Regions from separate parts of the Homo sapiens genome. Here region 2 is linked to region 1. The links are chromatin loops, found by intact Hi-C in ENCODE. Cell type or tissue: natural killer cell. All regions are shown on one strand. Each heading gives the region's core, and the rest is flanking DNA. Links, peaks and the distances in the headings are about the cores only. Region 1 has its middle 330 kb from the start of MAF. Region 2 has its middle 190 kb from the start of MAF.

What was found. Peaks named below come from ENCODE experiments on the same cell type or tissue, not always from the same donor. Only the 100,000 strongest peaks of a DNase experiment are listed, where the experiment ranks them.
Region 2: a loop joins it to region 1, with 2.1 times the contacts of the local background. A loop is called at or near these places in 2 of 110 quality-filtered maps.

Annotation. Positions count from the first base shown.
Region 1 is chr16:79,264,586-79,280,175 of GRCh38, forward strand. It overlaps a transcript of MAF not described here. Among named protein-coding and RNA genes, the nearest start is that of MAF, 330 kb to the right of the region's middle. In natural killer cell, for the core only: CTCF peaks have their summits at 7,635 and 7,837 (motif pointing left); DNase peaks (open chromatin) are centred at 5,106 and 7,796; H3K4me3 peaks cover 486 bases; H3K27ac peaks cover 1,221 bases.
Region 2 is chr16:79,407,583-79,423,172 of GRCh38, forward strand. It overlaps a transcript of MAF not described here. Among named protein-coding and RNA genes, the nearest start is that of MAF, 190 kb to the right of the region's middle. In natural killer cell, for the core only: no CTCF peak of the experiment used is centred there; a DNase peak (open chromatin) is centred at 8,699; H3K27ac peaks cover 852 bases.

The sequences.
Region 1 (15,590 bases), core at 4,162-12,161:
CTCTATCCTCTCTCAAATGCTGCTTTTGCTGAGTCAGACAAAAGAATTATGGCTTTCCTCTTAAGACCTAGTCATCTTTTGGGAGATGTCTTTCTCCAGGAAGACCTCCCTAAATGCTCCAAGCCACAACCAGCACATCTCCCAGATACAAATGTCTAACCTCTAGGAAACTTACTCAGCAGCCCACCTCACCCCACCAGTTTCCCATGGATCTGAAGCTCCATGTCTTCAAGACAGCGGTTCCTGCCTTCGTCATACTTTTGAGTACCAGTTCCCTCCACCCCACAGTTCCCAAATTTTAATTCAGTACCAAATTCTCAGGAGACACTCAGAGACTTGCAAAGTCAAAGGGGAAGACTGAGAAAGGGAAGCTGTGGGAACCAGAACTCGCCTGTGACTAATGCTGATCTTTCACTGAAATCAACTCTTTAGGAAGCTCTTTGAAAAAAATCAACTAATTTTAAGTCAAGTAATTTTTTTTAACTCTACGAATTTCCTCATCTGCCATGGGAGGTAATATATTCAAAGCACCTAGGCACACATGGATATTGCATAAATGGAAGTCATTATTATTATTATTCAAGATCCATTAATTTCATTGGTCAGTTGAATAAGGATGTATTCCCCCTGTTTAATCTAAATTCATCAAGTGTAAGATGGTGGCCAAAAAGTCATGGTGTAAAGACAATACTTTAATCCTGACTATCATTCTTAGGCACATAAATCAGCCCTCTCTCTGAATTCTCTTAGTGTTTTCACTTGAGTCTCACTCCCCAATAGTTGGTTGTGGCAATGACTGACCTCCCAGCCTCCTCTCACTTCTCTCTTTCGCCAGGGTCCCGAATAAGTGACTCTAAGGAAGAAATAAGTACAGCAGTTCTCCCTTATCCAAGTACGATATGTTCCAAGACCTCCAGTGGACCCGATACCACAGATAGTTCTGAACCCTATATACAGTATATTTTTCCCTTGACATACGTACCTATGATAAAGATTAATTTAAAAATTAGGCACAGTAAGAGATTAACAGTAATAACTAATAATAACAGAACAATTAGAACTATATACTATTCATAATTTCACAAACAGAGGATTCACTGTTACCACAGATCTTAGCAATCTCAGCACACAATGTTTTTCCTATCCTTAAGTCCAGAACTTTCACCTTTTCCCCTAAAGGAAGCACTTTACAGCTTCTCTTTGGCATATCTGATTGCCAGCATCTCGACTCTAGTTCTTTGGGGCTACTACCAAATGAAATAAGGGTTACTTGAACATGAGCACTGTGATACGCAGCAGTCGAGCTGATGACTGAGATGGCTGCTAAGTGACTCACAGGTGGGGAGTGTCTACAGCAGGGATATGTTGAACACAGGGAGAATTCAACTTTTCTTTTTCTCCTTCCCTTTTCTTCCCTTTCCTCTCCTCTCCTTTCTTTTCTTCTTTTCTTTTCTTTTTCTTTTTCTTTTATTTCTTTGAGGTCTCACTGTGTTGCCTAGGCTGGTCTCGAACTCCTGAGCTCAAGTGATCCTCCTGACTTGACCTCCCAAAGTGCTAGGATTATAGGTGTGAGCCACCACAGCCGGCCAGAATTCATGTCTTGAGGGACAGAGCCAAAGCTGGAGGGAGCAGGATTTGATCACACTACTCAGAATGGCACACAATTTAAAACTTATAAATTGTTTATGTCTAGAATTTTCCATTTAATATTTTCAGTCCATGGTTGACCACGGGTAACTGAAACCCTGGAAAGGAAAACCATGGATAAGGGGGGACTACTGTAATATACCTTGAATCCAAGCCTTTAATAGAGGGGTTCTGAGGACTCCCAGAGCAAAGGGGTAGGTCCCAAAAGGCAATAAGAGCATCTCTGGCTGTTATTATCAAAGTCAGAAAGATGGAAAGAAAGAAGTTGATAACCAAGAAAAAAACAACATGGTGGTGTATGGAACACTTGGACTGGGTTGTCTTTCTGGAAATAGCCATATGCATGATATCAAGATCTTTCCTCACCTCTGATGCTGCACTTTTATTACTTATATAAGAATTAAGCTTCCAAGCTTCAACCAGCTTCTTCATCTTGAGACATGAGGGAGAGTAGGGTAGAGTGATGGATTGGGCTGGGTGGATTTATTTATAATTTGGTCATGTAATAAACATTTTTTGAGCAACTACTATGTGAGACACAGGATACTGGGCTTGGAAGGCAAGGCACCGAACATGATCCTGCTGCCTGCCTTGTTAGAAAAAGGTACCAACCAGTAATGCTCATGAAGAGGAGATGAGGAGATAGAAGTGTTCACAGGGTATCATGGTAATGACATGTATCTTTCCTTTGATTGCAGGGAGACTCACACATTCCTGGACTCAAGCACAGCATGGAGCACATGGCAGCTCTCAATAAACTGTTGTTGAATGAATGAGTTACCATAGTTATTTACTAGTCTGTCTCCACTATGGGGCTGTGAATCCATCCTAAGTAATAATTGCTTATGCATGTAATACACTATAAAGTCAGGATAGCTAAGAGACCCCAACATCTCAGAAGCCTAGAACAACAAAGTTCAATTTTGCTGAAGTTACAGGTCACCATGGATCAGCGTGGAAGTTCTGTCCATGAAGATTCACACTGATGAAGCAGCTGCCATCTTGGATGTGGTGGGGTATTGTGCCCATTATGAAAATCACTCTATGGAGGGTCCAGCTAGCACTTGCAGTTAGATCTGCCAGCCTGGAAGTGGTTCACGTGGTTACTGCTCAGGACTCACTACCCAGAACAAGGAGGAGAGGAGATACACGAAAAGTGTGAGCTCTGCAGATTGTTTTAGGTGTGTGTGTGTACGTGTGTGGTATGGGAAAGGAGGAGTGAATGGGCCAGTGAATGGGAGGAATCCCCTTTGCCCGCTGCTGCGGGGCTGTTGTTCTAGGGCCAAGTACCAAGTGTGAAGATACACAGAGGGATAATGGCAGAATGGCTCACGGCCAATCAGCTGGTGGCGGACAGTGCAGAGGCACTACCTCTGGGATGCACCGGGTAGTATGACATGGAGAGAGTTCTTCAGTCTTTTGGGCAAGACACTTCATCTTTGTGAGCCTCTACCTCCTCTTCTATGAAATGAGATTAAGATGAACACCTGCTTCAATGGTGTTGTCAGGAGTAAGGGGAGAACACAAAGAGTGCAGCGTACATGTGCCCAGTAGATGTTTATGATGAGGCCAGGGGACAAGGGTCTGGAGGGAGCTTCCTAAGTGACAGATTATTTCTTTCCACTAAGACTAGGAGGTGGGAGTGAGGATGGGGTGGGCTGGGGAATACTCCACCTGGCCCGTTCTCAGGTGCCTGGGGGTGTGGGCGGGGGCACGCCTTTCCCCTGGTTCTCCGGCTTGTGGGACTTAATCACACCTCAGTTACTGGCAGAGCTGTCCGGGTGGCACTGAGTCACATCCTCCCCTCTAGGGGAGCTGGGTCTCTGAACTCTCACTGAACATCTTTACTGTTTTGACCCACACAATAAATCCCAAGAAAAACAACATGGCCCCCAGAGTGGCCTCGTTGCTTCTGTTATGCCCTCCATGACCATGGGGTGTGGACATGAGCTTCCCAGCCCTGGGGTTGGAATCAGCTACCCCCTCTCCCCCACAAACACCGGAATTGTGCGTAACTGTACCCATACCATGCAAGAAAAATGTAGTCGTCTCAGCCTGAGGGTTATGATCATGGGCTTGTAGGAAACCTCTGTTCATATCCTGAGTCTTTTGCTCCTGGCTGCAGGATTTTGAGCAAGTCACTTCACCTCTCTAAGCCTCCATTTCCTCATCTGTCAAATGGTCATAGTAATGATGGCACTAGCCTGTTAGGATTACTGTGAAAGTGAATTCAGACAATGCATAGTAAAAGTGCAAGGCTGGAACGTAATATAGGTTAGCAATTGTGACCACCTTTCCCCACAGTAGCCACATTTCTGTAGTCGAACTAGGACAACAGGTTTTGCAACAACAGACATAGAGTTGTTTAAAAATTAAGGAAGAAACAATGGCATTTCTCAGCTAAATGAAAAGAACTGGAAGAATGAATTAGCCAAACTGTAGGCTGAAAGAAATCAAACTACCCAAGAAACATTGCAACAGGAAGCCCACCAACTCCATATATCAGTTTCAAAAGAGGACCCCAATCCTGAGAAAGAAATTCTCACTGTGCTGCCGGCCACCTGGGGCAGCCAACATCATGCACACAAGCCGCATTGTCAGATGCTTGTCTGCAATTCTTCCCTGTGACTTACCAGTGGTATAGCCCTGGGCAAGCCATTTCACTCTTTTGCACCTCTCTTTCTCTGCCTGATAAATGGGAGTAATGATCAGGATCTCTTAGGAGTGTGAGAATTAAGAGATAAAAGCTCCTCAGCTGTGGCTTGCTCATAGTAGGTGTTTTGATATTTGCTAGTTTCCAATCTTTCTACCTTTTCTTGGCCAAATCTTTATGGAAAGCAGCTTTAATGTCTTGTAACCCTGGGACCTGTCTCTATGTTGGTCATTTGGTCTCAATGCTTATTGAACTGTTTACCACCCAAGATGTCTTGGTGTTTGCCTTAGAGAACTGAAATCAGAGTCCAACGTGGAATGGAAGCTGGATGTGATGTAGGGGCTGTTTAGCAAAGGAGTGACTTCCAGCAGTGGCTATGTGCTTCTCGGGCTTGGGTCTGGGCACCCGAGTGAGTTACACCTTCCTCCTCTCACTCACTGCCCCTAATGGCTCATACATGGTTGCAAATCCAGCCTGTAGGTTTACAGGTGTCACCATGGCCGTGAAGCCCTTCTCAGTCAGGAACAAGATTTTACACCTCTTTCTTTCTCTCTGGCGAATGGAGGTATGGGTGGGTGTGGACAGAGGCTTGAACCACAGCTCCCATCCCAAATGAGCCAACACCCCTGTCTTGTCACCAGGCTTTAAAAAAAAATCTAAGTTGTGATTAATGGCATCTTGAGGTTCCCCTTGCAGAAATAAGGTCATGGTGAAGAATATGGCTGATCTGAAACTCCGGTGAACTTCAAGGGCAGGAGCAGAATGATAATTATTCTGGTTTTGGCTCATCTTCCTTCTCTGTGGCCTGTGACTTCAAGGTCGGGGGCTGTCCCTGCCTCTCAGACTTCCTTTCATGCAAATCGCCCTGAGTGAGGGGTGAGGGGTAGCAACACCAGAAAAGGAAGCAAAGGAATGTAATGAACTCCAACCTCCACGGACCTACTTTCTATTTTATAGGCAAGCCTCTAAGGGAGAGGTTTGGCCTTAGCTCCATCGTCACCCAAGCAAGGTCTTGCATATTTCCATAAAATCCCAAACCTAGAAGCAAGCTATGGAGACGAACCTGGTCCATTCATCTCTCAAGAAATGAATGCATTGGTTTCATTCCAGAAAGATCACAGCTCTGAAGGGCTTATGGGTTTTTTTGCAATCCTGTTTTTTTCATCCTGCATGCTTACGGGAATTCAAGTCTCCTAGCTACCTCTTCTCGGGGTGGGTGGAAGGAGGTGAAGGGCCTAGAAGATCAGGGAATAGGCAGCTTTGGGACAGAAGAGACAAAGGAAGCCCCTGAAAAGCAGATCCCTTCTGCATCTAGCTCCCACAGAAGGTACCCCTTTAAAAAAGCATCCTAGTGTATGAGTTCTATTGTGTGCTGGCCTGAGGGCTGCAGGGGGCTTTTTCTTTGCTGGCTTGAGACAGTGGGTGGCTGTGTGTGATATATTTCTTGAGAACCCAAAGTAGTAGCAAGGCTTGCAGTCAAGGAGATGTGGCCAAGGGCAGAGGAGCATGTGTGGAGTGGAGGAAGGAGAACAGATGAAAAGCTAGGAATCCTGCCTCCTTGAGGCACTCAACCCAGTCTTTGAACCATAGATTCCCCATCTGAAAGCAAGGAGCTGGAATCCATCATCTCTCTGCTCCTCTGATTTATAGGCAGGATACCAAGGGAAAGATTTAGTCTTAGCCCCATCATTGCTTAGGTAGGGCTGGCTTGTTTCCAGTGATAATCCCAAATCTAGATGCAGTGACTTTCTGGCACAACCATCTCTCAGGAAGTAAATACACTGGTGACAGTAGGAAGGAGGAGGGTGGAGAAAGCTCCCACTGGCCCTGATTTGTGTGGGCTGAAGTCCAGGCTTGGAAGGCGATCTCTTCCTGGTGTAATTCACTGAGTGCGTCTAAGCAGTGTGGCTTGGGAGGTCACCATGCACTGACCACAACCCTATACACAGACACAGACAGAGACACTCATACACACTCTGTCCCTCTAATTTGTGAGTACAAAGACATGGCCAGAGTTTTTTTTTTTTTTAATGAGACAGAGTTTCACTCTTTTCACCCAGGATAGAGTGCACTGGTGCAATCTTGGCTCACTGCAATCTCCGCCTCCTGGGTTCAAGTGATTCTCCTGCCTCAGCCTCCCGAGTAGCTGGGATTACAAGCGCCCGCCACCATGCCTGGCTTTCTGGCATTTTTTTTTATTTTTTATTTTTAGTAGAGACGGGGTTTCGCCATGTTGGCCAGGCTGGTCTTGAACTCCTGATCTCAGGTGATCCACCTACCTTGGCCTCCCAAAGTGCTGGGATTATAGGCGTGAGCCACCGCACCCAGCCATGGCCACAGTTTTCAAGTGAGAACCATGTTAGGGCCCTAGCTCACTGTTTCCCCATTTACAGATAGGAGAGTACACACCTCACAAGGCACATAACCTCCATTGGGTTACTACTAAATAAAATTTCCCAGCCTCCCAATGTATGTAAATACCCTTAAATCTCATAATACAAATAAGGCCATTTGGTGCAGCTGCACAAATGCCCGGTAACCTTAGGCAAGTCATGTAAAACTTTCAGGATGGAATTCGTGTAGCTGCAAAATAAAGATGTTGAATTACCTGCTCTCCAAAATCCCTCTGTCCTCTGTAAGTATGCATGAGTAGACTGTGACAGCCTCTGGGTAATTCAAGCATTAAAATAATATCCACAACCCCTCAATTGCTTATTTTCTCTCTCAGATACAAGTCTGTTGATATTAATAAAGACTGTTGATATTGATGAAGAACTATCAATATCCATCTCTACTGCTAAGGAACCTAAGTTGTTCCAAACATGATTTGGAGCATGTGATGTCTCTGAGGGATGTGACTTGAGACATCTATCCAGGTTTCTTCCTTGCTTAGTCAGCATTTTCTTTCAAATATGGTATAAAAGGTACAATATGGAGCTTGGTGGCACCACCAGGGAGGTGATGAGGAAGAAGGTGCTGCCTGTAACAGTAGCAGAAGAAGTGAGAATCTCCCTGACCCCTCTGCCTCCCCTGCAGACTCCAACAGCAAAACGGGGGCCCACACAGGATATGGGATCCAAGAGGGATTTTTCTGCCTGTTGTGGCCTCCAAATTCTCCAAATAGGTCCGTTCACACAAACAAGGGTAGTTTGTTCTCCCAGCGACAGGTACGTGTGAGCCAATACTTGGGTGGGGGGATGTCAATGGGGGTAAAAGAAAACCTTTGCCTAGTGGGCAGCAGGCGGGGGCCCCCACCAGGGCGTCTCTGATGAAAACGTTCAGCTTGATGTGGCGTCTCTGGTTCCTCTGAACGCGCTCAGAGACAGAGGCGTTGAGCGGTGCTCTCTGTGTTTGAAGGTGTTTCTCTACAGCAAACACCAGGCGGAGAAGAGAAAAACCCAAACCACTTCAAGTGGATTCCGATTTTGAAAGCCACCACATGAAAAGTGCAGAGACCTAAGCCCCCTTTAGTACGAGCCCAAGAGTAACAGGCTCAGGCTGGGGCGGGTCGCCTGCTCCTGGGCTGCCAGCCCCCTGGAGGCCCTGTGCGTGTGACTCTACGGCCAAAGACATCAGTGGAGGGGGAGGTGGGAGCTTTCATCTCTGCACACCGACTTGCTCAGAACTAGACCACAGCGCCGCTCCATGCGGATGCCCTAAGTAGGACAACTTTCATTTGTGACCACGTGGCCCCACCCATCTCTGAACTTCCTGAGGTTTGGCACAGACCTGGGAAGAGTTATGACCTTCAGAGAAGACCGTAAAGCACACCAAGAGCCGATACTCTGAGTTAAAGCCATTCATTCATTCATTTGTCCATTCATTCATTCTTTCCTCCCAACCATATTTTTTTAAACATCTCAACACAACTTCTCCTCACCACCCACAATTCGGTAACGAGAGGAGCACCCGATATTTTTCCCTGCTGTCCTCCACGTTGACCTGATTCCTTTGGTCTTGGCACCTGTTTGCCAACTCCTAACAATTGGCTTTTGCTTGATTGACCCCCTTGCCAAAGCCTGATCCAAGACCCTAAACTTAGAAGAGTTTATTTTGCCTCTCCTCTTCTGCATTTCATGTAATCCAAAATGTGTCTAAACTCTAAATTATAAAATACAGAAGTAAGAAGTATGTTAAAATGACATTGTGCCGAAGTTATTGATAATACAATGTGGGAAAATTCACCAAAGTTGGAATTCTTGTTTTGCTCTGCGGTGTCCTTGTTTTGCTGGGGCCCTAAGATACATTTAGTCAGACCTTCAGGGAATCCCCCACGACTGTCTGCTCCCTGATCCCTGCTTTCAACCCCTAGGGAACCTCCTCTGGCCCCAACCCCGGCTGAGACACAATGCAACCCACCAGCTTCTGCAGTGGTCAGAGCATTTATCTAATCTCTGGGCTCAGACAGTGCAGGGAAAGAGAAGTTCCATGACTCGAAAAAGGCATTTAAAGTGGACGTTAGACTTTTCATTGCTGCCATGTGAACCTATGCTCCCTTTTATCCTGATGAGTGAAACGTCCATTTGCTGCTGTAACAAATTACCACAAACTTGGTGGCTTAAATCAACATAAATTTATGTTTCAGTTCTAGAAGTCAGATGCACAAATAGGTCTCACTGGGCTAAAATCAAGGTGTCTGCCAGGCTGTGTTCCTTCTGGAGGCTGTGGGGGAGAATCTGTTTTCTTGCCTTTTCCAGCTTCTAGAGGCTGCAACATTCCTTGGCTTTTGGCTCCTTCCTCTGTCTTCAAAGCCAGCAATGGCAGGTGAAGCTCTTCTCATCCTGTTTCACTCTGACCTCTTCTGCCTCCCTCCCACTGTAAAGAACTCTTGTGAATAATTATGCCCACCCAGATAGTCCAGGGTATTGTCCTTATTTTAACGTCAGCTGATTAGCAAATTTAATTCCATCTGTATCTTTAATTTCCCCTTGCAATTCCCATGTAATATAGCATATTCACAGGTTCTAGGGATTGGGACATGGATATCTTTGAGGGACTAGTATTCTGTCTGCCATAGCTGGAGGTCTGCAGAATCAGCTGGGTTCTAGGTACTTCGTGTCTGCCTTTTTTTTTTTTTTTTTTTTTTTTTGAGACAGTCTTGCTCTGTCACCCAGGTTAGAGTGCAAGGGCACGATCTCGGCTCACTGCAACTTCCACCTCCCAGGTTCAAGCAATTCTCCTGCCTCAGCCTCCCGAGTAGCTTGGATTACAGGTATGCGCCACCATGACTGGTTAATTTTTGTATTTTTAGTAAAGATGGGATTTTGCCATATTGGCCAGGCTGGTCTCAAACCCCTGACCTCAGGTGATCCACCTGCCTTGACCTCCCAAAGTGCCAGGATTATAGGCATGAGCCACTTTGCCCAGCCTTTTTTTTTTTTTAATTTTCAGAAAAAAGAACAAACAATAAAGCTGTGGCTTTATGGCTCACAAAGATCCATAAACCCGTGCTCACTCAGACACTAGTCAAAAATGCAGATGTCTGGTTTACCAGCTGAGATTCAGGTTGCGCAATTCCAGGAGAGGCCCAGCCATTTGCATTTTAACAAGCTCCCCAAGGGGACCCCAATGCAAATGCACTAGGAGCTGCACCCTGGAGACTCTGGTGTCCAGGGAGCACTGACAGCACATGGACTTTCGGGTCCTCAGTCCACCTCTAAGTACAAAGTCTAGTCACTGAGAACAGAAGAAAGGACCCTACTGTATAGCCCGGCAGTTAGTGCACTCCATAGTCCAGGCTTTTGTGGACTGATTCTGGAGCCCAGGGAGATGGGGTTCAGGGGGTTGAGCTTAAGCTGCAAAGAATGGTCTTTGTACCATCAGCAGTCCTACCCTCTGCCAAGTCAGGGCAGTCAGGAGGACTATCCCCTTGTAAGACTCAGTGCAAGGGGTCAAGGCTGTGAGTCATCATTCTATGGTGAGGGGCTTCATTTTGATTGAACATATTCTAGACAGTCCAACATGGTATAGAGGAAAGGATAAGGACTTTGGCATCCAGTTAGGATTCAATTCAAGTTCAGGGATGAGTAGCTGTGTGATTTTGTGTATGTTGCCTAAACTCTCTGAGCTATAACATAAAGACTATTGCATGGTAGTGACCTTAACTGAGATATGCATATGTTGAGTTTCTGATATACAGAATGGACAAAATAAAAGCCTTCCTCTCTACATCTAAAAAGAGTAATAGAGGCCGGGTGTGGTGGCTCAGGCCTGTAATCCCAGCACTTTGGGAGGCTGAGGCAGGTGGATCACTTGAGATCAGGAGTCTGAGACCAGCTTGGCCAACATGGTGAAATCTTGTCTCTACTAAAAATACCCAAATTAGCTGGGTGTGGTGGTGCACGCTTGTAATCCTAGCTATTCAGGAGGCTGAGGCAGAAGAATCACTTGAACTCAGGGAGGTTGCAGTGAGATTTTGCCATTGCACTCCAGCCTGGGCGACAGAGCAAGAATCCATCTCCAAAAAAAGAGAATAATAGTTAACTATTTATTGAGAAGTTGCATGTTTGTTACTCTGCTAAACTCCTGTTGTTCATTATTCATTGAATACTCACAACTCTTAAAATGGAAGTAATTTCACAGGACTGACTTCATAAAGATGAGAAAACAGAGACACGAGCAAGGAAAGTCACTTGCTCAGACTCAAAGACCTAATGATGAGATGGGATCTGAACTCAGAGGCTAAGTCAGAGTGTAGTCTCTTCAGCAGATTGTCTTGGACAATGCAGATTTTAAACATTCTGCCCCATTGTCAGTCATGGCTACTTTTTAATTTGGAATACATGCTGCTTTTTTTATTTGGAAAATATGGTCAATGAACAGACAAAACTTACAGCCTCATGATGTTTTACTTCCATTTTTGTTGAGGGGAAAGGCAAGAGGAGAACCATAGTGAAGTATCTCTTCTGTGCAAAAATGGAAAGGAAGTTCATTGGAAACCATGTATTGATTGAAAAATGATTTGAAACAGGCCAGGCAGGGTGCGGGGGCTCATGCCTGTAATCCCAGCACTTTGGGAGGTCGAGGCAGGCAGATCACGAGGTCAGGAGATCGAGACCGTCCTGGCTAACACGGTGAAATCCTGTCTCTACTAAAAATACAAAAAGTTTGCCAGGTGTGGTGGCAGGCACCTGGAATCCCACCTACTCGGGAGGCTGAGGTAGGAGAATCTCTTGAACCTGGGAGGCAGAGGTTGCAGTGAGCCGAGATCGTGCCACTTCATTCCATCCTGGGGACAGATCAAGACTCCATCTCAAAGAAAAAAAAAGAAAGAAAGAAAGAAAGGAAAGAAAAGAAAACAGGCCACAGACTCCACCCTGGAGTTTTTCTGCCAGCCTGCAAGTCCTATCTGAACAGTGTGCATTTTGAGGCTTTTTATGTAGCAGGCCCCTGACCCTTTAGACTGGTCTAAATAAATGTTTGCAGCAGGCCTTCTTGGGACTCGGGGTCCCCAGCACAGATTTGTCATCCAAGAAAGGAGGGTTGTGAAAGGAGTTAATGTTTACCCAGCGTTCTGTGGCCACCATTTTTCTGTCTTTCTGTCTCTTGAAACATTTCCTTAGGGACACGTCTCCATTACACAAGCTGGAAGGAGCTTGGGAAAGCATCAAAAAGCACAAATGTGTGTGAAACATAAAAGAAACTTTTAAAATTTGGGTGGAAACCAAACCAGGCTGAGATGGGTATTGCAAGTGAAGGGCTGGGTTAGGACTGAGCAACTTTGACATCACCCATCAGTGCCAGAGGTCACTGCACTGGGATCGGAGTGCAGGAGCCACATCTTGTGCTCTGAGAAAGGATGGTCATGGTGGTGATGGTGATGACGACATTGATGATGAAAAGGATAAAGCTTCCCTGTTCATTTCCTGGGATTGCCTAACAAATGACCATAAAACGCATGGCCTAGAACAACAGAAATTCATTCTCCCCACAGTTCTGGAGGCCAGAAGTCTAAAATCGAGGTGTCGGCAGGGCTGCGCTTCCTTTCAAGGCTCCAGGGGAGGATCCTTCTCTGCCTCTTCCCATGTCTGGTGGCGGCGGGCAATCCTTGACGTACTCTGGCTTCTGGCTGTGTCACTCCAATCTCTGTTCTCATTTCTCATGGTGTTTTCTCTTCTGTGTGCCTGTGTATCTAAATCTCTCTTTTTTAATTTTGATTTTTATTGTTTTTTGAGTCCGGTCTCACTCTGTGCCCCAGGCTGGAGAGCAGTGGTGCAATCATGGCTCACTGTAACCTCAAACTACTGGGTTCAAGCGATCCTCCTGCCTCAGCCTCCCAAAATGCTCCTTAGGCAGACGCCAGTAATTGAATCTAGGACACGTGCAGTTCGGTGTAACCTCATCTTAACCTGATTACATCTGCAAAGACCGCATTTCCAAAGGAATTCGCATACAGGGGTACCAGGAGCTAGGACCTCAGTATGACTTTTGGGGGGTGCCCATTCCACCCACAAAAGTTTCTAATCATGTTTGACATTTATGGAGCTATGACTTTGTTACAGGACTGTAGCAGGCACTTTGCAATGCCTGGGTCAACCCATATGGAATTGCTGCATCTGTAGGCTATAAATTGTTGAATATCACCAATTTCATATGCTAAACTTCATATTATCTCATTTACCTCTCTAAGATTAGTACTATTATTACTATTATTATCTCATTTAACTCTCTGAGATTAGTACTATTAGTACTATTGTATCTGCTAACAGAGGAGAAAAAGAGCCACCTACATTTGTCAGGGAGATGAAGTAGTGGATGGCTTTAGGAATTGTACAGACACTAGTCAAACTATCCCTTCCTCTCTATGTGACCAGGAGGGAGTTACCTAATCCCCCTGAGCTTCTATGTGTCTGTTTATAAAATTTGAGACAACTTTTCTGTAATAACGCCTGTGTGTATAAATACGACAATTGCCCAAGCCAATAATTTGGAAGTGAGGAGAAGCATCTCACAAGGTGTCTGGTCTTTAGGAGGCATTATATCTGTGCCTCCTAAAGTGTGATCTGGGGAACACTACACTTGGGAATTGGCTGGGAGTTGACTGGGGGTGGGGCACATCTGTTAAGAATGCAGGTTCCTAGGATCTGCCCAGCGCTACTAATTTGACATCTCTCTAAGGGAAGGCCTGGAAAAGTGCATTTTAATTGGTGCCCCTGGGGTAATGCCTGCGATTGCAAACATTATAAAACTGTACTAAGTGAATACAAGTTTGCTTCTTTCCTTTCAACAGGACACAGCTGTCTAATTAGGACTAGATTGAGTCGTCCAGGTACCTGCCCCCTGCAAGTTCAGAGACAGTCTCGGGAAATGGGAGACCAGCTGACAGCCATCCTTTGCCCAAAAAGGGCAGGTTAGATGGCAACCGTTCAAGGGGAAAGTGAATCTTTAGCAAAATCTTTAGTTGCATGTTCCTGACTTTTCCATTACTTGGATGAAAATAAATACCATGCTTAAAAACTACAGGTTTAAAAATCAATGCCATCTTTCTTCTGGAAGCGAAATCCCTGTGACTTGCCAGGACAGAGAGGAAAAAGAAACAAACAAGGTCTCTTCCCAAGATTTTTGTTTTCCCTCCTGCAAATCCTCCGGCTTGCTTTTCCATCAACTTGTTCTCTCACCTAAGAACCATTTTCTCTCTTGTGTACAGAACGAAGAGGCCCTTGACTTTCAAAGTGAGCTTTTGGAAGGAAGATGCCTGCTTGAAGTATTGCTTTTTCCGTGTCTGTGTCTGAAAGCGCAAGAGCTGTTTCTAGCCTCCTTGAGTGCCGGGTTTGGGGTTTCGTGGGTAGAAGGCACTAGCAGTTTCAGAAACCAAGCCTTGCTCTCGGTGTGATTTGCGTAGTCAGGAAGCCTGTCGAGCTACCCAAACAGGGACCCGCCCTGACAGGGGGACAGGAGATGGCTCCCTGCCTTCCTGCCTGCTGGCCCCCAAGTGTCTGCCCCTTCTGCTGACACTGGATCTTCGGGGCAAAGGCACAGCCTACTGAACACGTCTATTAATGTGAAAGTAGGTGGTGTACCAGGTTCCTGGGGAATGGGGCCATGGAAAAGTTGTAGGCTGGAGGAGGAGGAATTCAGAATTTGGAAACTTGCTATACCCCTCAAATATATGTATACAGGATACAGCATGCTTCCTATTTTCTGGGGGAATATGCTAAAGATTCTGAATATATTTTATCATTCAATTCTCACCTCCAGCTGCTCCGGAGGTAGCCCTGTCATCAACATTTTATAGACAGGAACCAGTGGCTTCAGGAATCAGATGACTTCTCTAAGGTCACGCACATAGGAAATGGTAGAATGCTGCTTCTTCCCTCTCCACCCCCTCATTCTCACCCCGATCCATGCATGTGGGGTCCTAGTCAGCTCTCCATTGTTTCTGGCTGGGTCACTGTGACCTCCTTGAGCTTCACTGTCCTCTTTTGGAAAGTGGGAATGACAGCAATACCAGCCTAGGGTGAAGAGAAAATGGGGCTGAAAGTTACAAGGAGGTTTCACTTCTATTAAGGGACACGTAAAGGTTAGTGGCTCTGAGTTTCATTCTGTTCCATGAACGCACACTCCATGGACTTGCTTTCTGAGTAGCTGTGGGGAATGGGACCTGGGGAAGAGGCTGAAGCGGGGAGCACAGGCCAGGACAGAACAGAGATGCCCACTGCAGGTGGATCCTGGGCTGCAGGATGACGAAGCTGGAGAGAGGGACATTCAAGCACTGACCCCTCACCCCTGCAAGTGGCTCAGATCTGACTGTACTAAAGTGTGAACCCCCAGAGGGCAAGGACCGTGGCCAGTTCCTCTCCTAATGGCATATGTTGCCTCGCGCAGGGGTTCTCTTACACTTTGACCTCCAAGCCTGGGATTCATTCGAGCAGAGCTGCTGCTGCTTCTTTTTTTTTCTTTTATATATTTTTTTAACAACCTGCTTATTGTTTTTAAAATAACTCTCCCAGAGCTTTGGCAGAGCACTAGATGATTTGGGGAAAGTCCAGCCTATTCTTCATAAAAAGGCAATCTAAATTACACTGATTTGGAAAATGTTATAAATACGGGGCTTGCCCGGGACACAGTTTGTGGGCAATGGAAGTGTTCTCGATGCTTTGATGTGAAGCATGGTTTCTGCTGCCCCTGTCACAGGCTCCAAAGCAGAGTGATTCTTCTGATGATGATGTGAGGCCACAGCAGGTAAGGAAACAGGAAGACCATCAGCTCGATAAGCTGCCCTATTAACCAGAAGTGATTTTCAGCTCTCTTTAAGAAGGGAAAAAATTACATTTAGGAAAATCCAGAAAAG
Region 2 (15,590 bases), core at 5,093-13,092, 140 kb after region 1:
CCATGGCACGACCCATTAACAACAGCTCAGCCTGTGTTAGGAAGTCCCCCTGGTAATCTCAGAAGCACATCATATCACTCATTTTTTTCTTCATGTCAGAGATTTTTTTTCTCTACTTCCAGACATATGGCTTCATTATAAAAATGGAACAAGCACAAGAGCACCCCTCCGTCCTGACACAAGTTGAATTTAAACAGAGATCCAGTCGAGCCGCCCCACGAAGCCAGGTTGCTCGCGGCTTCGTTTCATGAATGCCTCAATTCCTGTGCTGGTTGATGCACTTTTAATTTGCATCCTTTATGCAGGCTTACAATTTGCAGCTGACAGACAAGGAAAGGGGCGGGTTATTTCAGGGCCAGGAATGAGTATCAAGGATCCTAAGAGAGGAAATTCCTTCTCAGAGGGAGATCGACCCTCATGACAGTTTTACACATGAAGAGGCGGGCGCCATAAGAGAATGAGTGATTAACTACATGTATTTGGCTTTTTACCTTTCAAAAAAAAAAAAAAAAAAAAAACCTAAAGGCGTGGTGGAGGGATGGTTAAAAGCATGTGCTTTAGCTTCAGAAGAACTGGGCTAACATCGTGGCTTTTCTTTTCTTTTCTTTGTTTGAGATGGACTCTCGCTCTGTCACCCAAGCTGGAGTGCAGTGATGGGATCTCGGCTTGCTGCAACTGCCACCTCCCGGGTTTAAGAAATTCTCCTGCCTCAGCCTCTGGAGTAGCTGGGATTACAGGTGCCTGCCACCACGCCCAGCTAATTTTGAATTTTTAGTAGAGACGGGGTTTCGCCATGTTGTTCAGGCTGGTCTCAACCTCTTGACCTCAGGTGATCTGCCCGCCTCAGCCTCCCAAAGCGCTGGGATTACAGGTGTGAGCCACCGCACCCAGCCACATTGTGGCTTTTCTACTTATTATCTCATTGACTTTTAATAAGTTGCTTAAGTTCGCTGCACCTCAGTTTCCTTCTCTGTAAACTGGAACTAATAATCTGTCATAAACTTTCTTCCTTCCTTCATTCTTGCCTTCCTTCCTTTCTTCCTTTTTCTCATTCTTCCATCCTTCTTTTCTTTTTTCACTTCCTTCCTCCCTGTTTTCCCCTCCCTCCCCTCCATCCCTTTCTCTCTCCTCCACTCCCTTTTATTTCCTCCCTCAAATAATGTATTAAACACCTACTGTATTCCAGAAACTAAACTAGATACTAAGGATACAGAAAAGAATAAGGGGAATCCCTGCACCCAAAGGCTTCATTCCAGCTTTGTTAAGAAATCAGATGGGGGGTCATATAAGAAGCACTTCTCACATTAAAAAGAGTTATAGAAAAAAGAATATTTTTATTGTAACTGTAGAAGTAGGTATTTTTTACTGCTTTTTTTTTTTTTTAAATTAGGATTGCACATAGACCAGAGTTTTCAAATTGCGTGTGTCCCCACCTACCATAAGGGGTGGGTGGGTGGGGGAGTCACCTAGACTACAGTGTGAACAGCACCTGGAGTTGTGTAGCAGGACGGCATTGGAAGGATGATCAAACAAAAGGTGTCCAGGTTCTCCTCCTCACTCTCAACCTGAACAGAAACTCTTTTTAGGCGCCTTATAAATTGGGCTTGTATTCTAGGGATCCACTTCAAATAGAAAAAAACAATAATATTTGAAATCTAGTGATCTTGGGGTTCAATAAATGCCTTTTAACTGAGTCAGCGATCCAAACGTTGGCATGGAAAGGAAGTCGCGCTGTTTTCTTGTTTTCCAAGAAATCTGTACAAGAAGACTCCCAGATAGCTCTGTCCTTATTCTGCACACTCAGAACATTTTCAATTGAAGGCTGAGAGACATCTGTGTTTCTGAGCCTGCCAGGTGTTTGTGAACCCTGTGTAGCCCACTGGAGCTGAGTTCAGCTTGCTCGATAGCTTGGGTCCAGCATTTCCCATGACAGGAGCCCGTGTCTTCACATAACAACTGCTGGGCTCTCTTTGCAGGCCCGAAGCCCACCCAGGAGGAGTGATTTGATTTACACGGAGTAGTAATAACCCTCAGCCAAACCCAGCTCACTGAATCCCTCTGTAGCTCCTGGCATGGTATAAACAGCAACGCTCAATTGCCCAGAGGGTTGGCTGCAGCAAAACTTGGGGAGGAGGAAGAGGGTGTGAACAGAGACAGGAGAACAAACTTAGAAGGCCATCCCTACTCTACAGAGGCTAGATCAGTGCTGTTCAGTGGATCTTCCTGCTAAAATGAAAATGTTCGATATCTGCACTAATCCCATAGCCACTAGCCAAACGTGGTGACTGAAGCCTTGAAGTTTGGCTAGTACGACCCCTAAACTACAGTTATTGTCAATAACTTAAAATTGTTAAAGTGAACTAAATATGGCCTGAGAAAGACTCCATACCTCTATATTTGAGTCCTTGTGGATGAATTGCAACCTAGCTTAATAGGTACACAAGATTGAAAACCTAACTTAGGAGTATGCACCTGTAACCACAGCAGAGTCTTGGCGAATCCCAGTGGCCATACTTCAACCACTCATACACTGCTGAGTGTTCAAACTGTGTTCAAATAAGGCAAACATCGAGCTGTAACCAATCCAGCCGTTCCGTACCTCACTTCCGATTTCTGTACGTCACTTCCCTTTTTTTGTCTATAAATCTTTTTCCACCACATGGCTGCGCTGGAATCTCTGTGAATCTGTTGTGATTCTGGGAGCTGCCCAATTTGCGAATCTTTCATTGCTCAGCTAAACTCCTTTAAATTTAATTCGGCTGAAGTTTTTCTTTTGTCAAAGTTAAATAGCCACATGCCATTAGTGGCCATCATATTGAACTGAGCAACTGCGAACACACTCCAAATTTCTATGAGTAAATCAGCTCATTGCAGAAGATCATTTCCTATTCAATTCACCTATGTGGTCCACAGATAATTAGTGTACCTTCAGTATGAATCGTGCCCTGCGCTGGGTACATATGTGGAAGGAAATACAAAGTTAGACAAGTCCCTGATCTCAAGGAGCTGCTCACATTCTGTTGAGAAGGTCAACCATGGCAACCAGTAACATGCATGGCTGTGACATGGGATGAGGGCAAAGAAAAAAGAGTAGAGTGAATGCAGGAAGGCTGCATGGAGGAGGCAGCATTTGAGCTGCTCATATAAGGTTAAAGAGTTGTTCATCTTCCAGAGAAAGGAAAGAGCCTGGACAAAAGCTTGAAACCATCGTGTGACCATAGATGGCAGATGACTTGTAGGGGCTGGGGTTTGGGTGTGAATCAGGCCTGATTGGAGGCAGAGAGGCCAGAGATAACCCTTTGCATAGAGGTGGATACCTGACAATGAAGGACCTTACGTGATGTTCCAGGGAGGGGGGACCTGACCTGAATTTAGGATCCCTTGACTTTTCCTTAGATATCGGTCTTAGGGACCTTAAATGCCCTCACTAGTTCCATCCATTTTTCCTTCCTCCAAGACCAGCCTGAGTACTGCCTTCTGCAGAGACTTCCTTTGATCTTGCCTTTATTCACCAACTCCTCCCTTGTCCCATTTTAGTTTCCACTCCCCAGTCACTATTCAGGTGATTTTCCATAATGTCCTTGATTTTGTTCGCCTTGCAGTTTTCTCACAAGACCTCGAAACCTTGGTGGCTGGGACCTCGCCTTTCTCGTTATTTTTTGTCCCTCAAGCATTCAAGACAGGTGCTCAGTAAATAACCTCTTTGGTGAATTAATTGGGTTTTCTATGTCACATCCCTATTGACTTGGACATGAACATCATCTAAATAATTCTAATTCCTGTATTATGAACACTTGAGTTATCTGCCCCATATCCATCCCCTGAACCTTTTATTTTGTGTAACCAACCTCAGTGTCATTCAAACAGGCCTCTGAAGCCTGCATGACAATGAACATTGGGGAAAGCCCTGGAAATGTTTGCAGGGCAGAAGATGAGAGCCCTGCAGGGGTCTGTTTGGGCTTCTTTTCATCTAAGTCTGGTGACTTTTGCCCTGAGTGATGGAGGCAACCTATAAATTGAGGTGAATCACCTCAATTACAAGTCATTACAAGATTTAGCTGTGTGATGCCAGACATCTGGCCAACTCCAACTACTATCTTTATTTACTGAATTACTCTGTGCAACTTTCTAGACACACCATGATTTGGGCTCCCCCAGGCTTTTCCTCTTGCTGCTCACTCTTCCTGCATGTTATGCCTTTACCCACAGAGCTATTCCTCTTCCAGATCTCTACTCTGATCTTCAGGTTGTCTTCCTCAACCACCCAGGCAACCTCGGCACTCATTTCTGTGTTTCCTCTGCACCCTTTAAAAACATATGTAGTAGGGTCACCAGAGAGTTAGATGAGATGGTGTCTGGATGGTATGAAAGCTCCATAAGTGGCAGTAGTGTTGCTGTTGTTACCAGTACCACGATAATGACTCACTTTGTGCGACACCTTGCTTCCCTTGTGCAGACTGAGCACTTAGTACACGTCAGGCAGAGAGTGAGTGTTTTCTAAATGATTGAAATATATGAGGATAGTCTCAGATGAATGAGCCAGGCCTTAAGATTCACAGGCCTGTGACTGGGGGTAATTTAGAAATAAAACATGCAAGTACAATATGGCAAAGATGAGCTTTCAGGGAGGCTGATGTCAAGAGCACAAGTTCACAACGGTGAGGTACAGTTGTGTTCAGATAAAGGGCCAGTTGACACCCTAGAGGGTATGATTACCGTGGTACCAGGTATGTGCAGGTGGCAGATAAGCCACCATGTGGAGGTGTTGGGGAAGGGCCCTATTGGCTTTAGGGTCCCCATGTCTGTGTTTCCTCCATTGTGAGTAGTACACAGCCTTGACAGACATTGGTTGAAATCCCAGCCCTATTGCTTGAATGTTCCATGAAGTATCTAAATCAAAATTTATCCACCTGGGCACTGACATTTGGGCTGGGTAACTGTTGTAGGGGCTGTCCTGTGTATTGCAGGATATTGAATAGGATTCTTGGCCTTCACCCTTTTGGCCACAGCACCTCCCTCTCAAGTTGTGGCAGTTGCGCCCAGTTGAGGAGCACTGCTTCAAGCTAAGCCTTGGTTTTCTCAGCTATAAAATGGGGATCGCAGTTCCTGTAGATAGGCTCCAGCAGTTGTTGTTAAGATCAATGGAAGTAACATGTATGAAAGGGCCTACTCCAGAGCTTAAAGCTGTCCTAAAGGACAGAGGAAAGACAACCCTCCCCCATTCACACCCAGAGCGTTCTGGGAGGCGGCACTAGAGATAATATGGGAGGAGGTGATCCATCAGTGCTTGTCCTGAAATCTCACAAGAGTCAGCACCTTGGGCTTCGCCTTGCCCTGTAGGTATGTAAATAGGGGATTATCAGGGTCAGCATCTGTGAGAGTTAAAGCAGGAAGTCCTTACAGCTTCCTGTAAAAACACAAGTGACAAACTTGGATAAACAGTAAGTAGAGAAAAAAATATTCCTATATTATTGCCAGCCCCAAGAAGCCTCTCTCTCTCCTTTTCTTTCTCATAAACTCATACATACTCCCCAGGACAAGTTGTGACATAAAACAGTTGTTACAAGCTTCCATTATGGAGTTAGATTTGTGCTCCAATTCCAGCTCTGCTACTTGTGAGCTGTGCAGTTTTTTTTTTTTTTTTTTTTTTTTTTTTTTTTTTTTTTTTTTTTTTTTTTGAGACGGAGTCTCGCTCTGTCACCCAGGCTGGAGTACAGTGGCGCAGCCTCGGCTCACTGCAAGCTCCGCCTCCCGGGTTCACGCCATTCTCCTGCCTCAGCCTCTCCGAGTAGCTGGGACTACAGGCGCCTGCCACCTCGCCCGGCTAATTTTTTTTTTATTTTTAGTAGAGACGGGGTTTCACCATGGTCTCGATCTCCTGACCTCGTGATCCACCCGCCTCGGCCTCCCAAAGTGCTGGGATTACAAGCGTGAGCCACCGCGCCCGGCCGAGCTGTGCAGTTTTGATCCAGTTACTTTACCTCTCTGAGCTATATCTTTCTCTCTTTAACCAGGGATAAAAATGAGACCTACTTCATAGAGTTATTATAAGCATTAGATAAAATAACATATGTCAATAATGTATGTATTTCACACACAGATAATCTCCATTGTGGGATCAGGTGCCTGAAACCCAGGAAATACTCGAGTAATATTAGTTATTTTCCTTCTTAGTAATAATATGGTCAGCAATCTTTCCGAAGAGGCAACCCCTACTCTGCCAGGGGAAGGGTGGTTTTGTGGGGTAAAGCACATTATGATAACACATCGTTCATTCGAGAAGAAAGATTGGCAAAAGTAGGCCACATTCCCAAATCCAGTGGGGAATCAGTGAGTGTGCTGAGATGGAAAGAGGATGAGCTTTGGGGCCAACACACCTGAGTTCAGATGCTGGCTCCATCAGTAGCTGGCCAAATGCCCTCAGCTGTCTGAGCTCACAAATCCATCCTTCCTGTACCTTTTAGGTCACTGCCTAGTCTAGTACTGCCTTTGCCAGCTTGGTGGTTGAGGGTGTATACCTCATACATTCTCTTACTTATCCACTTAACAAACATTGGCTGAGCTCTTGTTCTTTGCCAGACACTAAACCAAGTGTGAGAGTGTCTTGGTCCATTTTGTGTTGCTACAAAGGAGTACCTGAGGATGGGCAATTCACAAAGAAAAGAGATTTATTTGGCTTACAGTTCTCAAGCTGTACAAGAAGCATGGTGCCAGCATCTGCTCAGCTTCTGGTGAGGCCTCAGGAAGATTTTGCTCATGGTAGCAGGCAAGGGGAGCCAGCATTTCACATGGCAAGAGAGGGACAAGAGAGAAGGGAAGATGCCAGGTTGTTTTAAAAATCAATCAGATCTCATGTGAACTAATAGAGTGAGAACTCATTATTACTGTGAGGAGGGCACAAAGCCATTCATGAGGGATCTGCCTCCAGGACCCAAACACCTGTCACCAGGCCCCACCTCCAATACTAGGGGTCACATTTCAACATGAGATTTAGAAGGGACAAATATCCAAACTATATCAGTGGGATACAGAGGTAAACAGACACGGACTAGTGCTCAAGGAGCTTGAAAGCTGGAAGGAAAACCAAAGTCTCAAAGAGATGGTTTGGGTAAGAGAGAAATCATAAGGAAAGATGCAGCTGGGAGCCAAGATCAAAATGGAGTTTTGTTAATCAGGAAAAACTGTATTAGACTCTGTAATAACAAACAACTTCCAAATATCAAAAACTTAAAGATGCACATGCACGTGATATCCATTGTAGGACCAGGGAACTCCTCCACGACACTAGTTCATGTGTTGTCTTAGCATTCTAAACTGTTCAAATCTTATGGGATTTCCATGTCATAGGGTGTCCCCAATCACTGAGGCAGGGGAACAGAGACCACAGGAAATTCTGCACCAGCTCTTGAATGCTTCCATCCAGAGTTGACATGTTTGTTTCCCTTTGCATTTCATTGAACAAAACTATTCCCATGCCCAGGCTTAACCTCAAAGGACTGTGTGCCCTGCAGGAAGCGAGAACTAGAAATCTTTGAGAGCAGCTCTAACATTGTCCTCAACCACGGATGAGCTCACCCAAACATGGAGAGCTACACGGGCAGGACTCTTGTTAGTTCATTAGCACTTAGCAAAGTGCTGGGCACAGGATACAAGTCAACAAATTTTAGAGACAGAAGGAAAGAACAAGGAAGGAAGGAAGGGAGGGAGGGAGGGAAGGAAGGGAGGAAGGACGGAAGGAGAGAAGGAAGGAGGGAGGATGAACAGGCAGGCAGGCAGGCAAGAAGGAGGAAGGAGGGAGCAAGGAAGGGAGGGAAAGAGGCAAGGAAGGAAGGAGGGAAGGAAAATTGTTGGGTGGTTCAGGACTCTAGCCATTGAAAAATCTCTCTACTATCCAGGAATAGAGCTATGTGTTGGGGCAGAAGTCCCCTTAAATTAGGAATGGCTCAGGTTGTGAGGGAGGCTGGCAGAGATGCTGCCTTGCTCAGTGTGGTCAGCATTCAAAGCCTGGATCACTTTTCCTTCTGCAGCTACAAAGCAGCTTGCATCCTATGGTTGCCTCGGGGCCACTGACAGCTCTGCTCTCTCTCTAGGCCTCCACCCCTCCCTTCTGCTTGTGCCATATTAGAAAGGGCATGGGCTTTGGAGTCAGTTAGACCTGGGTTTGATCCTGGGCCCTCCCCTTTCTATTGGGTGCCTTTGGGGCTAGTTATTAAAAATCCCGGAGCCTCAGCTTCCTTATCTGTAAAACAATGGCAACTCTCAAGTCACAAACCCCTTGACAAATCTCAGCTTCCCTCTTCTCTCCAGGGGCCATACTCTTGCATCCCTTGGTGTATTGTATTACGGTCCTTAGAATGTCCCTCCCTATGAAAATCTGAACTTCCTACCAAGCATCCCTCTTGGGTGAGACCTTCCCTACCTCCTTTTAGCAAAGTGCCGTGTGTCTGGTTGCGCCCGAGCACAGCACCTGTCTCCTACCAGCAGCACTGACAGAGGGGATGTGCCCAGCTTTGGGTGGGCTGCAGCTGCTGTGTGTGCCCCTAAGCTGCCACCCGCGGCACAGGATGGAAGTGGGGCGATTGCTCACTGCTAATAGTTAGACAACGACACCACCAGGAGATGGCTGAGCTGTGGCAGCAGAACTGCCTCTGATTCTGTTGTGGTCTGATGGAGTTCTTGGGGATTGAGGGACCTGAATTAGGTCATCCCTTTCATTCATTTAGCCATGAGTTATTGGGAAGCGTCTCTGTGACAAGCTCCATGTCAACATGTTGGGAACACAGTGATATGTTCCCAGCATGTGAAACAGGCTTTACTCTTACAAACTCTTCGAAATATAGGTGCTTCTGTTTCTCTTCACGGTGATACACTACATTTGCAAGAATAAAAAGAAGGAAGTGGTTTATGGTTAAATTGCAAAAAAAAAAAAAAGATCAGGCATTTACTGTGACTTTCATAGAATTGAATATTTTTAAAGCTGAAAGTTTTAAATATCCAGGAGGGAGTGGCCGTACCCCCACTCCAGTTTTACAGATGAAGAAATAGAAAGGAAAGACGTGACTCAGATATTGTTCCTGGGAGCGCGGTGCTCCGAATGGTCAGTTAGCATCAGTTCTGTCCAAGGCCAAGAAATGGAATTGGGATTAGAAGACCCTGCTGACCAGAGAGCATCCTATGACCTGAAGCAGCTTGCTACCCTCTCCCTGTAGAAAGTTGGGGAAGCCGCTGTGTTGTTTTTTGACTATTTCTTCATGGGTAAAGGGGAGACAATGAAGTGTTATATAGTTTTAGGAAGATGGTAGACAGCCTTTTGTTTTTTACTCATGAAGTATTACAGTGATGACTGTGACAACAATCATAATTATTCTTATTTGCACACCAGCACACCAGCTTTATATTCAAGTTAGAAACATGGAATCCAGGCAAACATGTTGTTTCCACAATGCCAGAATTCCCAAGACATGCTATGAGCCGAACTCACAGACGGAAAGGGTATTTTTTATGCCTTCTTTTAGCAAAAGTTATTCAGCCAGGGGCACACCATTCTCATTTTCATTTGAGGCTGAGGAGGTGCCTGCAGCCGACCCCTTCCAGCAGACTTGGGCGTTCATAGAACCTAATTCTTTAATGGACTCTGGGTGCATTTCTTGCTTCCATCTTGAGGTCATTAAAAAGCCTGTGGTGAACTACACCGACATAAACCTTTTATAGAAACAATCAGATATCACTTGGTAAAATAATTAGCATCAGAATAGCACAAAGTCAGTCTGTCTGCAACTTGGTGCCAAACATCAAAAGAACTCCTGGCAGTATCTATCCCCATTCTATTTTGAAGGTGGAGGGGATACTTCTCCCTCTCCCAGCCGGTTTCCAAGGGTGACCCAAAGGTTCAAGTCATGCTATTTGGATGTGCGATGTTATTATGGGCTGGCGGACTGGTGGTCCTCAAAGTGGGCTTCCTGCACAGGATCATGGGAAAGGGGACAGACAACCGAAGGAGGGAGGGCTGGGGCGAGCAGAGGTTTGGAGGCGGGGGTCCCCAGCCCTACCGAGCCTGCCTAGCCTGCTTCCCCTTCTTGGAGCAGTACGGTCCTCCGTCCCCTCCCCACATGGCCCTCTAACTTCCTGCTTGGCTGTCAGAGTGTTTTCTCTTGTTGACCAAATATCAGGAGCTTAGTTTTGTTTACAGCTTTTGGATAAAATATCTCAGGAAAGGAGTGTCCCTCTTGAGGCCAGATAAGACGCTGCTGGAGAGCTCCACACGACGCGGCACACGTTACTTTCCACGATAACGCATCCGTATTTTCGCCTGGAAATGGGAATTCTTAGAAATGATAAATTGCAGGGGTCCTCTGCTTCACCCCGGAGAGTTTCCCCCGACTGGCCTATGTGTGAGTGTTTTCCTCCTGCGCGGGTCTGGCCTTGTGCAAGAGGCAACAGATAATCAAATTGTTGAACTAAAAAAGAAAAAGAAAATCCTTGACCCTTTTTTACATCTCAAGTGTGCAACTGGCCTGAGGAAGAAAACAGGGACCTATCTTCATTGCCAGCCTGAAGCCGGATGATTCCCTCTCATTGTGTCTCGAGAACACAGGCTCCAGCGCGGCTGGGCTTGAGAGACCATCTTCTCGTGTCTCCTTTAATTTAGCTGATAGATATGAAAACGAGTTGAGTTTTAAAAATAAATAGGCATTTCTCATTATCTGGGGACAGTTTTCGGGCTGGGGCCTCACGGTCAGCTGGGAGCAGCCACAGAGAAAAAAAGAGCCCCTGTTCAGCCACACAAAGCCTGAATACCTGTGTCCTACGTTGGGGCTGGGGACGATTATTCACTCATTCTGTTGTGACAGACAGAAAGAAAATTTAGCAAACCACAAAATTTCCTAATTAGTGCGCTGGGAGTTCTTCCGATGGTAATTTGGAACAAAGGGAGGCAGCCCCGTGGTGAGGGGGCAAAGGAAAGGAAAAATAAAATAAAATAAAACAGGATAGATGGGGAAGGGCGGGAGGCGTGCTCACTCTAGGTATGGAAAGCAGTTCTGGAAGTTTTTCTTATGCAACAGAATTTTTTTCTCTCTCCTAGAAGCTGCTGTTCACATATGGCAACATGATCCCCGGGCGCCTACCATATGTAAGGACACAAGGTTTTATGACTTATTGTCGCTAAGATTTATGGAGATGATATATGATAAGCAATTTTTCATTATCTCATATCAGGAGCAAATGCAGAGAGATGCAGGCTCCTCACCGCATGGTTGGGTGGAGCTGCAGGCCCCAACACAGGGCCCCACACAAACTCCGTCTCCTGCTCCTCTGCTGGGGGCTGCTGCCTTCCCCATAATAAAAGAACAGCCTGTGGTACCAGCAGCAACAATTTATTTGATTAAAATGGGCTACTCTGGAGCTATTTTGTGGTATGTTAATAAGTGCTATATCACAGACATTTATTAAATTAGTTTTCATAAATGTCAGCAGTGTTTGCACAGGAAATACACCAGTCTAAATGTGGACCAAACTCCGAATTAACTTCCCCCCTCAGGAAAATGGACATTTCTGCCAGGGTGAAGGTGTGCTGGCCAGGTAAGGGCAATCATGGGGTGCTCAGAAGTTTAATATCAGCATGGGCCAAACACAGCAGTTTTGGCTCCCAGCAGCCTCCCATAGAGGGAGGATTTGAGGAGGCTGAAAGGAAGGAAATGACAGAACTCGACACTTCCTTGGAACAAGGCTTCAGCCTTTGGTGTCACAATATTTCACCTTTTCCTTACGTTTGACTCAGCACAAATGGACAGAGATTGAGAAAACAGGACACAAGAGGAAGTGGAAATTTCTGCTAGAAGCATCCTAGGTTTGGAAATCAGTGATTCTGTCCTCAGTCGCCTTACAGTTTCCATGCCGATGGCAAGGCAGGGAGCTTATTGATGAGCCTGTTTCAGGCTTCCAGGCTTAGCCGCACTGAGCCGGGCAACTCTCTGGTGTCTAGGATGTTCCACCTCTTATCTTCCATGTCTGTTCTGGAAAAACAAGATCTGACCCGTTCCTCTTTGAAGAAACAGACAAAATGAGAACAGCCCCACTCAGATGATTTTCTGGAGCCGGGGAGATTTTCATCACAGATGCCACAATTCAGAAGAAAACCTAGACCGAGCTCACCTTGGCACGAGGAAGAAATCATCTTTGTATACCTAATCAAGAGTGCAGGAAGCTTTAGGGACACCAGGGTGGCAGTGTCACAGCATCACCATGATCTGTTCATCCATTAACCACCCTTACTTTGCAAACTTTGCTTTCTTTGGTCATTCATGATCCAAGGCATTTTAAATCTCCCGGAAAAAAAAAAATGTTTTCCACTCACACTTTCCATGGAGAGTCCTGGAGTATAACCAGTGAATTCAGACAATTTTTCAGAGGGTAACACACGGTTTTTTTTTTTCTTTCTTTAACCCATTTGACAATTCTCCTGCATCTTCTTCAAGTAAACATACTGCAAAAGTGACTGTGGCCAGCACCTACAAAACTGCAGGAATCCAATAACACGCCTGTGGATTTGGGAGACAGACTAATACTTTGTGTTCATTCTGACAGAGGCACTTGGAAAAAAGAAAATCAATAAGATTGATCCCTCAGATGTGCTGTTTATAGATGTGCATCAGTGTTCTTGTATGGCGAACAAAATGTGTGTCACGTTATATGTGATTTTGTGGGCACGAGGCCAACGTGGGACAGGGCACCCACTCCAGGCAGCAGCGACGGCAGACAAAACAACGCGTGAACACAGTCACGTTTCTGAACACAGTGGCCGCATGTTGACACGCCCTTCCCACGCCAAAAAAACAAGATCAGAAGATGTGGCTTCTTGGCTTTTCTTTTTTATAAGAGTATTTTTATTTTAGAGAATGTTTAGGTTCACAGCAAAATAGAACAAAAAATAGAGTGATTTTTCAAATCACTGCTGCCCCCCTCCCCCTACGGCCTCCCCCACTAACAACCTCCCGCACCAGAGTGGTGCATTGGCCACATCATTACCGCCCAGAGTTTCATCAGGGTTCACTTTAGCTGTTGCTCGGCAGTGCCCCCTTTTCCAAGGCCTCTTTCCAAGGTTTCAGTCATCCGCGGTGAACCGCGGCCCACAAATAAGTGACTGCAGTACAATAAGATATTTTGAGGCTTGACGCGGTGGCTCATGCCTGTAATCCTAGCACTTTTGGAGGCCAAGGCGGGTGGATCACCTGAGGTCAGGAGTTCAAGACCAGCCTGTCCAACGTGGAGAAACCCCTGCCGTCTCTACTAAAAACACAAAAATTATCCAGGCATGGGGGCAGGCACCTGTAATCCCAGCTACTTGGGAGGCTGAGACAGGAGAATCGCTGGAACCCGGGAGGCGGAGGTTGCAGTGAGCTGAGATCGCACCACTTCACTCCAGCCTGGTGACAGAGCGAGACTCTGTCTCAAAAAGAAAAAAAAAAAAATTGAGAGAGAGAGATTTATTACAATATATTAATATAACTGTTCTATTTTATTATTAGCCGTTGTTAATCTCTTACTCTGCCTAATTTGCAAATTAAACTTTATCATAAGTATGTACGTACAAGAGAAAACAATATACATTGCGTTTGTTATTGTCCGCAGTTTCAGGCATCCACTGCAGGTCTCAGAACGTATTCCCTTGTGGATAAGCGCTGGCTGCTGTGCAGTCTATGGGACTGACAAATGTATAATGACACGTATCCACTATTCTAGTATCACACAGAGCCATGTTCCTGCCCTGAAAACCCTCTGTGCTCTGCCCATTCATCCCTCCCTCCCTGCTAGTGCCTGGCAACCGCTGATCTTTTTACTGTCTCCATAGTTTTGGCTTTTCCACAATGTCATGTAGTTGGATTCATACAGTATGTAGTCTTTTCAGACTGGCTCTTGTCACTTAGTAATATGCATTTGTTTCCTCTACTTTTAGCTTTTACAGATCGGAAGACAGAAACCTCGGAAGGGAAGATGATAGACATTCTAAACCAGGCCGGAGAAAAGGGAAAGACAGTTAGTAAATGAAGAAAAGTGATTTTTTTTTTTTTTTTGAGACAGGTTCTTGCTCTGTCACCCAGGCTGGAGTGCAATGGCACAATTGTTGGCCGCTGCAACCTTGAGCTCCTGGGCTCAAGCATCCTCCTGTCTCAGCCTCTTGAGTAGTGAATTCTTTTGTTTTGTTTTTTTCTTTTGAGACAGAGTCTTGCTCTATCCCCCAGGCTGGAGTTCAGTGGCACAATCTCAGCTCACTGCAGCCCCCGCCTCCCAGGTTCCAGCCATTCTCCTGCCTCACCCTCCTGGGTAGCTGGGATCACAGGCATGTGCCATCACACTCAGCTAATTTTTGTGTTTTTAGTAGAGATGGGGTTTCACCATGTTGGCCAGGCTGGTCTCGAACTCCTGAACTCAGGTGATCCACCCGCCTTGGCCTCCCAAAATGCTAGGATTACAGGTGTGAGCCACCACGCCCAGCCTTGAGTAGTGAATTCTTAATGAGAGCATGATAAAGTAGAATCACTGTTTATTCTACACCGAGGACAGAGCATTCTGGAAAAATGAAGCCTGAGCTGATGTGTTATTTTGGGTTTCTCTGCTTTATTTTGTTTTCCTAACCACTCGTTCTAAGAACCTTATTCAGCATATTTCATGGTTGCGAAGAATTAGGTTGAAAGAAGAAGTGATTTAGTCAATGACGTCAAAGTGAAGGGGCTTTTCCTTTCTGCACGGGCCAGAGGTTTTCTTCTGTTTTTATTAGTGCTCCAATAAAATGAAATTCAAAGAAAGCATTTCATTGTCATGGACTCTCTGTAGAGTCCCGGGGACCCCAGAGTCTTGGGTTAAAATGACAGACCTGATTCCCACCTTGACCATTTACTGCCTCCAAGACCTTGAGCCAGTCATAGAGATTCAATGAGCCTCTTTCTCTTCATCTTTAAATTGAGGAGACAGCTTGCTCCATGCACTTCTGGGGTTTAGCAGAGAGTAAGCAGCTGGGCCGTCCCTGGTATATACTTAGTGCTCAGTAGCTGCTAGTTTTATTCATATCCCCATTCCTTTGGGGGGCATATCTGGCTTTCGGGTGAGTATGATTTAAAACTCATTCACTCACTCATTCAACAATATTTATTGAAGACCTATTATGTTCCAGTTACCATTCTATTATGTTGGTGCGAAAGTAATTGCAGTTTTTGCTATTAAAAATAATGCAATTACTTTTGCACTAATCTTATGAACACTCAGCATATATGGAGGAATAAAAGAGGTAAGGTCTCTGCTGTCATGGAGAGACAGATACTACTCAGTTAAGCAAATAAGATAACTTCAGATAAGAAGAAAATAAGACAGGTGGAGTGACAAAGTGCCTGGAAGGGGAAACCAACTAGGATAAGCAGGAAAGGAAACTTTGAGGATGTGATGTCAGTGATGAAAAGCAAGAAGCAGCCAGCCAGGTAAAGCCCAAGAGGGAGGGGATTCTAAGATAGGGTTGCCAAGTAAAATACAGGGCGTTCAGTTAAGTGTAACGTGCACGTGAGCAACATGTTTTAGAATAAGCATATCCCAAATATTGC